Linked DNA regions of Homo sapiens: region 1 is linked to region 2. A link is an interaction called in ENCODE POLR2A ChIA-PET data of the cell type or tissue named here. Cell type or tissue: A673. All regions are shown on one strand. Region 1 holds the start of LOC124904105 (a long non-coding RNA gene). Region 2 has its middle 12 kb from the start of FOXK2.

Evidence for each region. ChIA-PET counts read pairs that join two places held together with the same protein. Peaks named below come from ENCODE experiments on the same cell type or tissue, not always from the same donor. Only the 100,000 strongest peaks of a DNase experiment are listed, where the experiment ranks them.
Region 1: POLR2A ChIA-PET joins it to region 2 with 14 read pairs; 2 of 35 experiments call an interaction of 5 or more read pairs at or near these places.

What each region holds. Positions count from the first base shown.
Region 1 is chr17:83,166,990-83,174,989 of GRCh38, reverse strand. The region is part of intron 2 of LOC101929650 (a long non-coding RNA gene); the gene reads right to left. LOC124904105 (a long non-coding RNA gene) reads right to left here and starts at 5,461. Exons shown (of 2, transcript XR_007065981.1): 1 at 5,379-5,461. In A673, a CTCF peak has its summit at 1; no DNase peak of the experiment used is centred here.
Region 2 is chr17:82,504,229-82,512,228 of GRCh38, reverse strand. No RefSeq gene overlaps it. Among named protein-coding and RNA genes, the nearest start is that of FOXK2, 12 kb to the left of the region's middle. In A673, no CTCF peak of the experiment used is centred here; no DNase peak of the experiment used is centred here.

The sequences.
Region 1 (8,000 bases), 660 kb before region 2:
GCTGAGGAGGGCGCCAGCCTCTCTGTGGGCTTTGTTTGGGTGCCACGCCGTGGGCAGGGAAGCCAAGTGCAGAGACAGAAGTGGCCCAGGGGGTGGGAGGATGCCCAGTGGTCAGTGTGACCAGGGTGAGCACCAGCGACATCTCTGAGGCCAACAGAGACACCCCCGCCAGGTAGGAGAGAGGCACGAACAGAGAGGCAGGCAGAGCTGAGGCAACCCGTGCAGCCAGTCCTCTGGCCTTCATCGAAACCGGCGAGGCCACAGAGGCTCCCCAGGGACCCACGTTTGGCTGAAGGATGTTGCAGGCCCTGGGCCTGGCTGCAGAGGCATGCAGCTGCATCTTTCAGCACCCTGGGCTCATCTACAGAGTCAACAGGGAGGGATTAGGGAGGGGGCTGTTTGCAGAGGGTTTAGGGTTTCAAGTAAAGTAAACCCATGTGTGCACTGTTATGTAACCTGCTCAGCCAGCCTGCAATGCCTTCCCACACCATCCACTGGACAGTGGGGGCAGACAGACCTGGGCACCATCCCCCAGTCATCAAGACGGTAGGTGCTTGGCCCCTGATGCCTCATGAGCTGTGTTGCAGGCTGGGTCCTTCTCCAGCCTTGGTGCAAGAATATGGAGGCTGCTCGTGTTCACCGGCATTGGGTAAATACTGTACACGAGCAAAGGCCGGTGGTGTGCTGGGAGGGAGCTGTTCTCACCTATGGAACTCGCCTTTCAACACATGGAAGCCACAGTGCAGGAGTGAGGCGCAGCCAATGCCACGGAGGCAAAGCATGAGACAGGCCCCAGCTCGCAAGCCCACCTTCCTCTAGGCTGAGTGAGGCCTGTGGGCACTCGCACACACATTAAAGGAGGGCACCGAATCCCGGCCTGGGACTGGCCTCACTGTCGGGGTCTTGATGCCACACTCTGCTCAGGGGTCAGGGGAATACTGTCCAGTTGAACCTCAAGGGCCGCCTCGTCGGGGCCTCCAGGGGCCAAAAGTGAGGGTCCTCAAGCCCCCCACAGCAGCCTGACCCCCACGGGGCCTGCACAGGCTCTGGAGCCAGGGAGGGTTCACCGACGGCTGCCTAGGCCATCTGCCTCAGCCCGCTTGGGACAGAGCCTGGCATGGGGACACAGGTCAGATGAACAAAGGTCCTGTGGGCCTGCAGCCCTTGCTCCTGAGCACCGTGCCAGCCCTCCCCTCGGGAAGGGGATCACCTTTCTCTGGGCAGGACCCTGCCCCACCACCACTCAGGCTCAGATGCTGAGGTTGGCTTCTCCTGCCTCAGCACTGACAACTTTTCCTTCTTCATCTGATCCTTCACCAAGTATTTACTGAGTCCTTCACCAGACGTGGCAGCACTCTAGGTACTGGGCAGAGCGGGGAAGAGGCCAACACTGCTCACCCAGCCCTCCTCGCTGCACCCCGACCCCACTGCTGACCCAGCCCTCCTCGCTGCACCCCGACCCCACTGCTCGCCCAGCCCTCCTCACCACACTGCTGACCCCACTGCTGACCCAGCCCTCCTCGCCGCACCCCGACCCCACTGCTCACCCAGCCCTCCTCGCCGCACCCCTCACCCCACTGCTGACCCAGCCCTCCTCACCACACCCCTCACCCCACTGCTCACCCAGCCCTCCTCGCCACACTGCTGACCCCACTGCTGACCCAGCCCTCCTCGCCGCACCCCTGACCCCACTGCTGACCCAGCCCTCCTCGCCGCACTGCTGACCCCACTGCTGACCCAGCCCTCCTCGCCGCACCCCTCACCCCACTGCTGACCCAGCCCTCCTCGCCGCACCCCTCACCCCACTGCTCACCCAGCCCTCCTCGCCGCACTGCTGACCCCACTGCTCACCCAGCCCTCCTCGCCGCACCCGACCCCACTGCTCACCCAGCCCTCCTCGCCGCACCCCTTCACCCCACTGCTCACCCAGCCCTCCTCGCCACACTGCTGACCACACTGCTCACCCAGCCCTCCTCGCCGCACCCCTCACCCCACTGCTCACCCAGCCCTCCTCGCCGCACTGCTGACCCCACTGCTCACCCAGCCCTCCTCGCCGCACCCCTCACCCCAGTGCTCACCCAGCCCTCCTCGCCGCACCCGACCCCACTGCTCACCCAGCCCTCCTCGCCGCACCCCTCACCCCACTGCTGACCCAGCCCTCCTCGCCGCACCCCTCACCCCACTGCTCACCCAGCCCTCCTCGCCGCACTGCTGACCCCACTGCTGACCCAGCCCTCCTCGCCGCACCCGACCCCACTGCTCACCCAGCCCTCCTCGCCACACTGCTGACCCCACTGCTCACCCAGCCCTCCTCGCCACACTGCTGACCCCACTGCTCACCCAGCCCTCCTCGCCGCACTGCTGACCCCACTGCTCACCCAGCCCTCCTCACCACACTGCTGACCCCACTGCTGACCCAGCCCTCCTCGCCGCACCCGACCCCACTGCTCACCCAGCCCTCCTCGCCGCACCCCTCACCCCACTGCTCACCCAGCCCTCCTCGCCGCACCCCTCACCCCACTGCTCACCCAGCCCTCCTCGCCACACTGCTGACCCCACTGCTCACCCAGCCCTCCTCGCCGCACTGCTGACCCCACTGCTCACCCAGCCCTCCTCGCTGCACCCCTGACCCCCACACGGGGCACAGCCAGGTGGTGTGTTGGGGCCCGTCCCACCCCACCTAGGAGGCAGTGGTTTGGGACACATGTGCTGCCACTGCCCCCAGCATCCCCTCCTGCTCCCACTCCCACCCTGCTCTGCCTGCCCTTGGCCTGGGCTTCTCTAGACCTTTGCATCCCCAGACTGGCCCCCCATCCAACTCCAGGCTAGTCTGTCTCTGGACACCATTGGGTGCATCACTTTAGAATATGCGGTGGGCCCTAAACTAGGCTACAAGTAGGTACCAAAAATAAACAATGTACTTAATTAAAAAGAGGGGTGCAAATGAGGAGCTGGTCCCCAGGGACCGCCCTGCTTCTCCATGCCGGCTCCAACGTAAGGAACGCACCAAAAGCTCCCACCGCACACAAGGGAGGAGCCGTGTCTGCCAAGTCCACGCTCTGGCAAGGCCTGGTCTCACCATGGTCACATCCTGGCCACTGCCCACACCAAGTCCCAGGCGAGGCCCCGGCCCACACCGAGTCCCAGGCGAGGCCCCGGGCCACACCGAGTCACAGGCGAGGCCCCGCCCACACCGAGTCACAGGCGAGGCCCCGGCCGTGAGCTCCATCTGGACAAGCCAGGCTGCCCGGGCCGCCTCCAAGCACAGAGACTCTGTTCCTTGGGAGTCCAAAAATCTTTAGGCTGTGGAATTAGTTTAAAAAGATTTCAGATTGATGGGGCTACAGGAGCTTGGGAAAAGCAAATACAGTCTGTGAAGGGATGCACATTCATCTCAAACTCAAAGAATTTCCCCCAATAATTGTATAAGCAACATGAGCAGCTCACAGTGAAAAATAACTACATATACAAAGACACAAGGCACCATGAGTTAGAACTGGCAGAAAAAATAGTAAGCAAAAATCCACAAAGACTTAAAAAATGGAATTATCAGACACATATTATTTTTAGTTATCATTATGTTTAAAGAAGTAAAAGATCAACTTGAAAATACCTGCAAGTAACAGAAAACTATGAAAATGACAGATAGATTTGTTAAACAGCCAATTAAGATTTTTAGAAATCAAAAATCTAATGCACAAAATTAAAAATACATGTAGAACTTAGAAGTTGTCACTCTGTCCTAACAAGTAAACAGCTGAAAAAAATTGAAAAATCAACTCTTCTTAAATCTTTCAGAGAAATTAGGTCACAGGACAAACTGCTGCCCCCCGGCAAATTGAAGAGAAACACTGACAGATACAGAGAATCACAGCTTCCCAAGAGCAGAAACCTCCACTGGAACCAGTGCCGGCATAAGAAAACCTGGATGAAGTTGATGAATTGCGGTTCAGTGTGGACAACTTTGAGAGTTAAAAACTCGAGGGGACCCAGTTATGGGAAACACGCCTTTGTGGATTTTATCTCCAGGAGCCCTACCAGGTCCTCACAGTGAATATCAGAGAGAAATCCCCTCATGCTCTCAGCCGGGGGAGGGGGAAAGGAGTCATTTTAAAGTCTGCCAGAGCCTTCTGTTCTTAACAAGGCTGCCCCCAACAGAAACTATTCAATCAGCCTTGCCTGTTGAGGTTTTATCAGAGCCCAGACCACCTGGGAGAAGGGAAATACCGAACCCCAGGCCCTTCTAGTCATCCTGTCCAACCTTTAAGGGGGATAGAAACTGAAAAGCATTAGTGAAGTTCACAGTCCAGGACACAGGTTCAAAAGGCTGAGACCTGTTCAGAGAACTAGAGAATGCCTCTCCTGGCCCCATGTTGGACCAACACATTTCTTTTTTTTTTTTTTAGACGGAGTCTCGCTCTGTCACCCAGGCTGGAGAGTGCAGTGGCGCAATCTCGGCTCACTGCAGGCTCCGCCTCCCGGGTTCACGCCATTCTCCTACCTCAGCCTCCCAATTATCTGGGACTACAGGCGCCTGCCACCGCGCCCGGCTAATTTTTTGTATTTTTAGTAGAGACGGGGTTTCACCATGTTAGCCAGGATGGTCTCGATCTCTTGACCTCATGATCCACCCACCTGGGCCTCCCAAAGTGCTGGGATTACAGGCGTGAGCCACCACACCCAGCTTGGATCACTACATTTCTAAAGGGCCATTTACTGCAGTTTCTTTTGCCCAGTACATTATGTCTGCCTTTCAACAAAAAATTACAAGGCATACTAAAAGACAAAAGACATAGCTTGAAAAGACGGAATAGCATCAGAACCAGAGTCAGATATGGCAGGAATGTTGAAATTATCAGATCAGGAATGACAAGAACAGATGGGTAATGTAAGCAGAGATGTGGAAAATTCTGAGAAAGAATAAAGAAGAAATGCTAGAGATCAAAACCACTAGAACAGATATGAAGGATGCCTTTGATGGGTTCGTTAGCTGACTAGACATACATGGCTGTGGAAATGATTCTTAGCTTAAGGATATGACAATAGAAACTTCCCAAACCGAAAAGCAAGGAGAAAAAGGAAAAAAAAAAAACAGAATATTCAATAACTCTGGGACAACTACAAAAGGTGTAGCATATGTGTGATGGGAATACAAGAAGGAGAAGAAAGAAATTTGAAGCAATAATGACCAAGAATTTTTCCAAATTAATGTCAGACACCAAACCATAAATCCAGAAAGCTTTGAGAAGATTAAGCAGAATAAATGCCAAAAAAAAAAACTCCAAACAACCAAAAACACCACCTAGGTGTACCACATTCAAACTTTAGAGTCAAAGATAAAGTCTTGAAAAAAAGACAGAGGGAAACAATCACCTTACCTGTGGAGGAGCACGGATAAGAATCACATCTGACTTCTCCTCAGAAATTGTGTAAGCAGCTGGGCATGGTGACTCATGCCTACAATCCCAACACTTTGGGAAGCTGAGGCAAGTGGGATGCTTAAGCCCAGGAGTTCAATATCAGCCAGGGTAACATGACAGGACTCTATCTCTACAAAAAACACAAAAATTAGCCAGGTGTGGTGGTGAGCACTTGTAGTCCCAGCTACTTGGGAGGCTGAGGTGGGAGGATCACCTGAGCCCAGGGAGGTCTAGGCTGTGATGAGCTGTGGGTGCACCACTGCACTCCAGCCTGTGCAACAGGCTTTCAAAAAGAAAGAAAAAGAAAAGAGAGAGAGAGAGAGGGAGAGAGGGAGGGAGGGAGGGAGGGAAGGGAAGGGAAAGAAAGGAAGGAAGGAAGGAAGGAAGGAAGGAAGGAAGGAAGGAAGGAAGGAAGGCAGGCAGGCAGGCAGGCAGGCAGGCAGGCAGGCAGGCAGGCAGGCTGTATAAGCAAGAAGAGAGTGGAGTGAAATATTTAAAGTGCTGAGAGAAAAAAACACCAAACTAGAATTCAGTACCCTGCGAAATTATCCTTTAAAAGTGAAGGAAAAATAAAGTCTCAAACAAATAAAAATTGAGGGAATTTTTTGCCAATAGACTTCCTTACAACAAATATTAGAAGAAATTATTTAAGGAGAAGGAAAATAATGTAGGTCAGAAACTTGAAGCTACATAAAGTAAGGGAGAGCACTGGAACATGAATAAATGAAGTAAAATAAAAACTTTGTCTTTTTTTTAATTTAGCAAACAGAAAACAGTGCAAAATAATAGCGACAATGAACTGAATTATGTGTGCATCTATATGCTCACATATAAATGAAGTGAATGACAGTCATGATACAGGAAGAAAGGGTTAAGAATTAGAAATATTTTGTTATTATAAGATATTTGCACCACCCATGAAACTGTATAGTGTTATTTGAAAGTAGACTTACAGATTATTGTATAATGTATATTGCAAACTCAAGGGAAACCACACAAAAAAATTTTTAAAGAAGTACAGTTGATATGCTCAGAATGGAGAGAAAATGAAAGAATACAAAATGTTCAACTAAAACCATAAAAGGTAGAAAACGTGTGACAAAATTAGAAACAAAGATCAAGGGCAACAAATAGAAAGCAGTAAACAATATAGCAGCTATTAACCCAATTATGTTAATAATCCCTGAAATGTCAATGGTGTAAATACATCAATCAAAAGACAGATTGTCAGAGTAGATAGAAAACAATACCCAACTATATGTCATCTACAAGAAACCCACTTTCATAGAAGGACACGGATAGATTAAAAGTATAGTAAGTCTTCACTAAACGTCAGTGGTAGGTTCTTGGAAACTGTGGCTTTTTGAGTAAAGTGATGTATAACAAAACCACTTTTCCTATAGGCTAATTGATAAACACAAGAGTTAAGTTTTTTGTGACATATTTCTGGTCACAACAATATCACCAAACTTCTAAATATAGGCTCAAAATACTTATAATATTAAACATTGAAATAAATGTAAGATATACATACATTTAAGAAAGATTAAAACAAGTAAGATAATTATTTACTCAATTTTGAGGAATCATCAATGACAGTGGTCATAGTGGTGGTGGGTTAAATCAAGGAATAAATGCTTGTAAACTGAAAATTCTGAGGAGCACCTCCTACCACCACTCAATTCAAAAACAAACAGTAGCAAACATGGCAGGCTTGATGAGCACTTTTGTACCACATTATTTGTGGTCATGTATTTTTATGATTGTCATATAGTTTATGAATTGTTATTTTAAAATACTTTACTAATAATTCATTTATTTTTCAATCCACTTACTCCAGCTCAGGGTTGCAGGTGGCTGGAGCCTATCCCGGCAGCTTAGGGTGCAAGGTGGGAACCAATCCTGGACAGGACTCTTTTCCATTGCAGGGCACATTTCACACACACCCACACTCACAGTGAGACCATGGAGACACACCAGCTCTCCTAGTGTGCACATCTTTGGGGTGTGGGAAGAACTGGAATACCTAGAGAAAACCCACACAGACATGGGGAGAATGCACAAAACTTATTATCATTATAACAAAATAAAATGATGTTGAACAAAATGATGTTATTTGAAGATCTGCTGTAAATGGATGGAGAAAGATATACCATGCTAACACTAATCAAAGAAAGTGGGAGTGGCTATATTAATTTCAGACAGAGCAGACTTCAGAGCAAAGAAAGCTATCAGAGACAAAGGGAAGTATTACAGGTGATAAAGGAATCAGCACTCCAAGAAGATGTAACAATCCTTAATGTGTATGTGCCTAACAACAGAGTGCCAAATATATACGAGGTAAAAACATCACAGCACTGCAATGAGAAATAGATGAATCCAGTATTAGAGCTGGAGACTTCCACAGCCCTCTATCAGAAATGAACAGATCCAGCAGGTAGAAAATCAATAAGGACACAGATGAACTCAACAACACCATCAATCAACTGGACATAATTGACATCTAAATACTACACCCAACAACAGCAGATTGAGAATTCTTCTCAAGCTTGCATTGAATATTTACCAAGAGAGACCACA
Region 2 (8,000 bases):
GGTAACTATAAAAGAGTTTTGCTGTTGTTGTTGTTTTTGAGATGGAGTCTCGCTCTGTTGCCAGGCTGGAGTGCAGTGGTGCGATCTCAGTTCACTGCAACCTCTGCCTCCCGAGTTCAAGCAATTCTCCTGCCTCAGCCTCCCAAGTAGCTGGGACTACAGTTGCACGCCACCGTGCCTAGGTAATTTTTGTATTTTTAGTAGAGACGTGGTTTCACCATGTTGGCCAGGATGGTCTGGATCTCTTGACCTTGTGATCTGCCCACCTTGGCCTCCCAAAGTGCTGGGATTACAGGTATGAGCCACCGTGCCCAGCCAAAAATAATTTATTTAGACCAGGCACAGTGGCTCATGCCTATAATCTTGGCACTTTGGTAGGCCGAGGCAGGAGGATTGCTTGAGCCCAGGACTTTGAGACCAGCCTGGACAACATAGTGAGATCCCATTTCTAAAAAAATAGAAAGCCAGGTGTGGTGGCGTGTGCCTGTGAGGCAGAAGAATAGGGGACGGAGGCAGGGAACCTAAGGCTGATTCATGCTGACTTCCTAGAACTAAATCAAAAGTAAAACCCCAACTTCCCACACCTGAGTAACAAAAGGACCAGAGGCTACTCCCTTTGCAAACCCTTCCCTGCTTTCTGCGTGGCAGATGGAAAATTGGAAGTCCTTCTGATTGGTTGCTTTCCGAAACAGATCAAACTGATCACAGGCTGCTACTTCATTTGCGTGGAGTGTACACCAAGTGGCCAATGGAGAACCTCTAAGGGGTACTGGACCCCAGAAGATTCTGTAACCACGGCCCTCGAGCTGCTACTTGGGCGCCCCCACCCTGTGGAGTGTACTTTCATTTTCAATCAACGTCTGCTTCATTCTATCCTTGCTTTGCTGTGCGTTTTGTCCGATTCTTTGTTCAAAACGCCAAGAACCTGGACAACCACAGGTAACACCTGTAATCCCAGCTACTCAGGAGGCTGAGGCAGGAGGATCACTTGAGCCTTAGAGGTGGAGACTGCAGTGAACAGTGATCACACCACTGCACTCCAGCCTGGGTGACAAAGCAACACTGTCTCAAATAATAATAATAATAGGCTGGGCACAGTGGCTCACACCTGTAATCCCAGCACTTTGGGAGGCCGAGGCAGGTGGATCATTTGAGGTCAGGAGTTCAAGACCAGCCTGCCCAACGTGGTGAAACCCCATCTCTACTAAAAATACAAACATTAGCTGGGTGTGATGGCGGGCACCTGTAATCCCAGCTACTTGGGAGGCTCAAGCAGGAGAATCACTTGAACCTCGGAGGCGGAGGCTGCAGTGAACCCAGTTCATGCCACTGCACTCCAGCCTGGGCGACAGAGTGAGACTCCGTCTCAAAAATAATAATAATAATAATTGGCCATACGGCGCCCCATGCCTGTAATCTCAGTACTTTGGGAGGCCAAGGTGTGTGGATTGTTTAAGTTTAGGAGTTTGAGACCAGCCTGGGCAACATGGCGAAATGCCATCTCTACTAAAAAAAAAAAAAAAAAAAAATTGCTGGGCATGGTGGCAGCGCCTGTGGTCCCAGCTGCTCGGGAGGCTGAGGTGGGAGGGACGATCGCTGGAATGTGGGAAGTGAAGGCTGCATTGAGCCGAGATCGCACCACTATACTCCAGCCTGGTCACAGAGCAAGATCCTGTCTCAAAAAATAAAAAATAAAATAAAAATAATTATTTTAAAGATTACTGAATGAATGCTTCAAGCAAAAAAAAAATTTTTTTTTTTTTTTGAGACAGAGTCTCACTCTGTTACCCAGGCTGGAGCACAGTGGCACGACCTGGGCTCACTGCAACCTCGGCCTCCTGGGTTCAAGCGATTCTCCTGCCTCGGCGTCCCGAGTAGCTGGGACTACAGGCGCGCGCCACCACACCCAGCTAATTTTTTGGTATTTTTAGTAAAGACGGTGTTTCACCCAGTTAGCCAGAATGATCTCAATCTCCTGACCTCGTGGTCCACCCGCCTCGGCCTCCCAAAGTGCTGGGATTACAGGCGTGAGCCACCGCACCCGGCCCATTATTATTATTTTAGACAGTCTCACTCTGTCACCCAGGCTGGAGTGCAGTGGTGCAATCATGGCTCACTGCAGCCTGCGCCTCCTGGGCTCAAGTGATCCTCCTACCTCAGCTTCCTGAATAGCTAGGACTATAGGAGCACACCACCATACCCAGCTAATTTTTGTATTTTTTTTTTTGTAGAGACAGGATCTTGGTATGTTGTCCAGGTCTTGAACTCGTAGGCTCCAGTGATCTACCTGCTTCACCCTCCCAAAGTGCCAGGATTATAGGCATAAGCCACAGTGCCTGGCCTTATTATTATTTTTTAGCAGAGGGTCTCTCTCTCTTACCAAGGCTGGAATGCAGTGGCATGGTAATAGCTCACTGTATCCTAGAACTCCTGGGCTCAAGCCTGCCAAGTAGCTGGGACCACAAGTGCCCACCATATGCCCAGCTATTTTTAAAATTTTTCGTAGAGGCCGGGAGCGGCGGCCCACGCCTGTAATCCCAGCACTTTGGGAGGCCAAGGCGGGCGGATCACGAGGTCAGGAGATTGAGACCATCCTGGCTAACACGGTGAAACCCCGTCTCTACTAAAAAATACAAAAATATTAGCCGGGCATGGTGGCAGGTGCCTGTAGTCCCAGCTACTCAGGAGGCTGAGGCAGGAGAATGGCGTGAACCCGGGAGGCGGAGCTTGCAGTGAGCCGAGATTGCGCCACTGCACTCCAGCCTGGGTGACAGAGCCAGACTTCCTCTCAAAAAAAAAAAAAAAAAAAATTTTGTAGAGATGGGGTCTCACTATATTGCCCAGGCTGGTCTTGAACTCCTGTGCTCAAGCAATCCTCCCGCCTCAGTCTCCCAAAGTAATGCTGGGATTATAGGTATGAGCCACCACACCTGGACTACTTTTTTTTTTTTTTTTTAATTGAGACAGAGTCTTGCTCTGTCACCCAGGCTGGAGTGCAGTGGCGCAATATCGGCTCACTGCAACCTCTGCCTCCCGGGTTCAAGTGATTCTCCTGCCTCAGCCTCCCGAGTAGCTGGGACTACAGGGGCCCGCCACAGTGCCCGGCTAATTGTTTTATATTTTTAGTAGAGATGAGGTTTCACCATGTTAGCCAGGATGGTCTATCTCCTGACCTCGTGATCTGCCTGCCTTGGCCTCCCAAAGTGCTGGGATTACAGGTGTGAGCCACTGTGCCCGGCCACCAGCTCATTTTTTTGTTTTTGTTTTTGTTGTTGTTGTTGTTTGTTTTTTGTTTGTTTTTGTTTTTGTTTTGAGAGGGAGTCTCGCTCTGTCGCCCAGGCTGGAGTGCAGTGGTGTGATCTCGGCTCACTGCAAGCTCTACCTCCCAGGTTCACGCCGTTCTCCTGCCTCATCCTCCCGAGTAGCTGGGACTACAGGTGCCCTCCACCACGCCCGGCTAATTTTTTGTATTTTTAGTAGAGACGGGGTTTCACCGTGTTAGCCAGGATGGTCTCGATCTCCTGACCTCGTGATCCACCTGCCTTGGCCTCCCAAAGTGCTGGGATTACAGGCGTGAGCCACTGCATCCGGCCATTTTTTTGTATTTTTAGTAGAGATGGAGTTTCACCGTATTAGCCAGGATGGTCTTGATCTCCTGACCTTGTGATCCCCCCGCCTCAGTCTCCCAAAGTACAGCACCCAATTTTAAGAGTTAATGTAAAGCTATAGTAATTAAAATTGTGGAATACTGGTAAAAGAATGGTATAATAATACTGGTATAAGAACTAGCTCAGTGAGCCCAGGCACAGGGGCTCATGCCTGTAATCCCAGCACTTTGGTAGGCTGAGGCAGGTGGATCACGAGGTCAGGAGTTCAAGACCAGCCTGACCAACATGGTGAAACCCCGTCTCTACTAAAAATACAAAAATTAGCCAGGCGTGGTGGTGCACGCCGGTAATCCCAGCTACTCAGGTGGCTGAAGCAGGAGAATCGCTTGAACCTGGGAGGGGGAGGTCGCAGTGAGCCGAGATTGCGCCATTGCACTCTAGCCTGGGCGACAGAGTGGGACTCTGTCTCAAAAAAAAAAAAAAAGAAAGAAAGAAAAAAAGAAAAGAACTAGATCAGTGGAACAGCATGAAAAATCCAGAAATAGACCCCCATATACAGAGTCAATTGATTTTTGACAATAGTGCCAAGGTTGTTCAATAGGGAAAGCAAAGTCTGTTGAATAAACAGTACAGGGTATCTGATTACCAATGTTGCCCAATGCCAGGGGTTCGGCCAAGTCCAGTTGCTCACCAAATGGAAAGCCAATCATGGAGACAACGAGTATTGCCAGGGAAGAAGGCTTTATTGCAAGTGATGTCGTGATGTCAGCAGGTGACGGGAGACCAGTCTCAAATCCACTTCCCCAACCCACTGAAGTTAGGGTTTTAGATAGCAGGGAAGGAAGGTAACTATGGGTGGGAAATTAGGAAGTAGGGAGGAGTAAGGAAGAAGAGGTGGTCAACAGGCTGCTGGGGGTGGTCGGATTTAGTGTTCTGGAAAGTTTCAGCTCCCCGATACTATCTGGAAGGCCTGAGGATTGGATTCCAAAGAAAAGAACTCAGATAAAACAAATGTTAATTTTCTCAAGCTTCAAGACCAAGAGGGTCAATGTCTATGCTTAGCCAAACAAAACAAAACAAAACACTGTAAACAGTTCTATAGGAAAATTGGGCTTGTTTTAACAATAATAATAACAACAAAAGCACTAATCCCTGCCTTATGCCATACATAAAAATAAAATTCAGATGGACCTATATGCAAAGGCTAAAATTATCAAGCTCCCAAAAATAAAACATAGGAGACTGTTGGTTGGGCATGGTGGCTCACACCTGTAATCCCAGCACTTTGGGGAGGCCAAGGTGGGCGGATCACCTGAGGTCAAGAGTTCAAGACCAGCCTGGCCAACATGGTGAAACCTCATCTCTATAAAAATATAAAAATTAGCTGGGCATGATGGCGGGTGCCTGTAATTCCAGCTACTTGGGAGGCTGAGGCAGGAGAATCGCTTGAACCTGGGAGGTGAAGTTAGCAGTGAGCTGAAATCGCGCCATTGCAATCCAGCCTGGGTGACAGGGAGAGACTCCATCTCTAAAAAAGTAAAAAGTTTTTTAAAAATTAAAAAAAAAACATAGGAGACTGTCTTTGTTCCTTTGAGATAGGAAAAATTTTCTTAAGACCTAAAAAGTGATAACTATAAAAGAAAAAAATGATAATTTTATAAGAAAAAATACATTTTGCTCATCAAAACAATGAAAAATATGAAAACATGAGCCACACATTGAGAAAATATTCACAGTACATGTATCTGACAAAAGTATCTAAGCGGAATTTTTAAAAACTCCTGTAACTCCGTAATGAAAAGACAACTTAATTTTCAAAATAGGCAAGAGACTTGAAAAGCTACCTCACAAGAGAATATATATAAATAGCCAATAAACACAAAAGAAGATGTTCAATGTCATTAGTCATCAGGGAAATGCAAATTAAAACCACAGGAAGGCCAGGTGCAGTGGAGCCAGTCAGTAGTTCCAGCTACTCGGGAGGATGAGGTGGGAGGATCACTGAGGCCAGTTCAAGCCTGCAGTGAGCTATGATTGTGCCACTGCACTCTAGCCTGGGCAGCAGAGTGAGACCTCGTCTCTTAGAAAACAAAACAAACAATAAAATAAAACAGGCCGGGCGCGGTGGCTCACATATGTAATCCCAGCACTTTGGGAGGCCAAGGTGGGCGGATTACGAGGTCAGGAGTTTGAAACCAGCCTGACCAACATAGTGAAACCCTGTCTCTACTAAAAATACAAAAATTAGCTGGTCGTGGTGGTGCGTGCCTGTAGTCCCAGCTACTCAGGAGGCTGAGGGAGAAAAATTGCTTGAACCCAGGAGGTGGAGGTTGTGGTGAGCTGAGATCGTGCCACTGCACTCCAGCCTGGGTGACAGAGCAAGACTCTATCTCAAAAACAAAATAATAATAATAATAATAATAATAGGGCCAGGTGCAGTAGCTCACGCCTGTAATCCCAACACTTTGGGAGGCCAAGGCAGGCAGATCATGAGGTCAGGAGATTTAGACCCTCTTGGCTAATACGGTGAAACCCCATCTCTACTAAAAATACAAAAAATTAGCTGGCTGCGTTGGCACATGCCTGTAGTCCCAGCTACCCCAGAGGCTGAGGCAGGAGAATCGCTTGAACCTGGGAGGCAGAGGTTGCAGTGAGCCGAGATGGCACCACTGCACTCCAGCCTGGGCGACAGAGTGAGACTCTGTCTCAAAATAATAATAATAATAATAATAATAATAATAATAATAATAATAATAAATAAAATAAAATAAAAAATAGGCTGGGTGCGGTGGCTCACGCCTGTAATCCCAGCACTTTGGGAGGCCGAGGCAGGTGGACCACCTGAGGTCAGGAGTTTGAGACCAGCCTACCCAACATGGCAAAACCTCATCTCTACTAAAAACACAAAAATTAGCTGGGCACGGTGGCAGGCACCTGTAATCCCAGCTACTTGGGAGGCCGAGGCAAGATAATCGCTTGAACCCGGGAGGCAGAGGTTGCAGTGAGTTGAGATCACGCCATTGCACTCCAGCCTGGGTGGCAACAGAGCGAGACTCCATCTCAAAAAAAAAAAAATGAGCAAAAAGCCCTCACCAGTAACCAGGGCCATGCCCTTGAACTTCCCAGCCTGCAGAACCACGAGCTACATCAACCTCTTTTCTTTATAAACTACCCAGTCTCCAGTATTGTTATAGCAACACAAAATGGACTAAGTCAGCCATCCATCTCAAAAAAATAAATACATAAAAATTAAAAAGTTAAAAATTGGTAAATGTTTTATTTTTATTTCTTTATTTATTTATTTGAGATGGAGTTTTGCTCTTGTTGCCCTGGCTGGAGTGCAAGGACATGACCTTGGCTCACTGCAACCTCTGCTTCCTGGGATCAAGCGACTCTCCTGCCTCAGCCTCCTATTACAGGCGCCGCCACCACAGCCAGCTAATTTCTTTTTTTGTATTTTTAGTAGAAACAGGGTTTTACCACGTTGACCAGGCTGCTCTCAAACTCCTGAGCTAAAGTGATCCTCCTGCCTTGGCCTCCCAAAGTGCTGGGACTACAGGCGTGAGCCACTGCAACTGGCCAGTGAGATCTTTTAAATCTCACCAGATTTCAGGAACAAGTGAGATTTATAGATAAATAATACATATATTTCTTTTTCTTTTTTGAGACAGAGTCTCGCTCTGTTGCCCAGGCTGGAGTGCAGTGGTACTATCTCGGCTCATTGCAAGCTCTGCCTCCCGGGTTCACGCCATTCTCCTGCCTCAGCCTCCCGAGTAGCTGGGACTACAGGCGCCCGCCACTGTGCCTGGCTAATTTTTTGTATTTTTAGTAGAGACGGGGTTTCACTGTGTTAGCCAGGATGGTCTTGATCTTCTGACCTTGTGATCCGCCCGCCTCGGCCTCCCAAAGTACTTGGATTACAGGGGTGAGCCACCGCGCCCGGCCGAATAATACATATATTTCTAGTTGAATTTCACTTTAAACAAATGAGAGCTTCAGCGATAAATCTCATAATACCTATTTTTAAAAGAATATACTAAGACAATGTTGTTTATTTTTATAATTTGTAGAGATGAGTTCTCACTGTGTTGCATAGGCTAGAGTTGAACTCCTGGGCTCAAGTGATCCGCTTGCCTCGGCCTCCCAAAGTGCTGGGATTACAGGCATTAGCCATCTTGCTTGGAAAAGAAAATGTTTAAATTTATTGATATTAACTGGATCTGAAAGGAACTATGGTTTTGAGGCCTCCTGCACCTGAACTTCTCCGCAGACCTTCAGGAGCTCCTGGAGCTGGAGAACCTGTTCGTAACGTGTGCCCTCCAAGGGACCAGGAGGAGGCTGACCCCAGTGTCCCAATTTTAGCTGTGTCCTAGGAGGCACACAGATGAACTC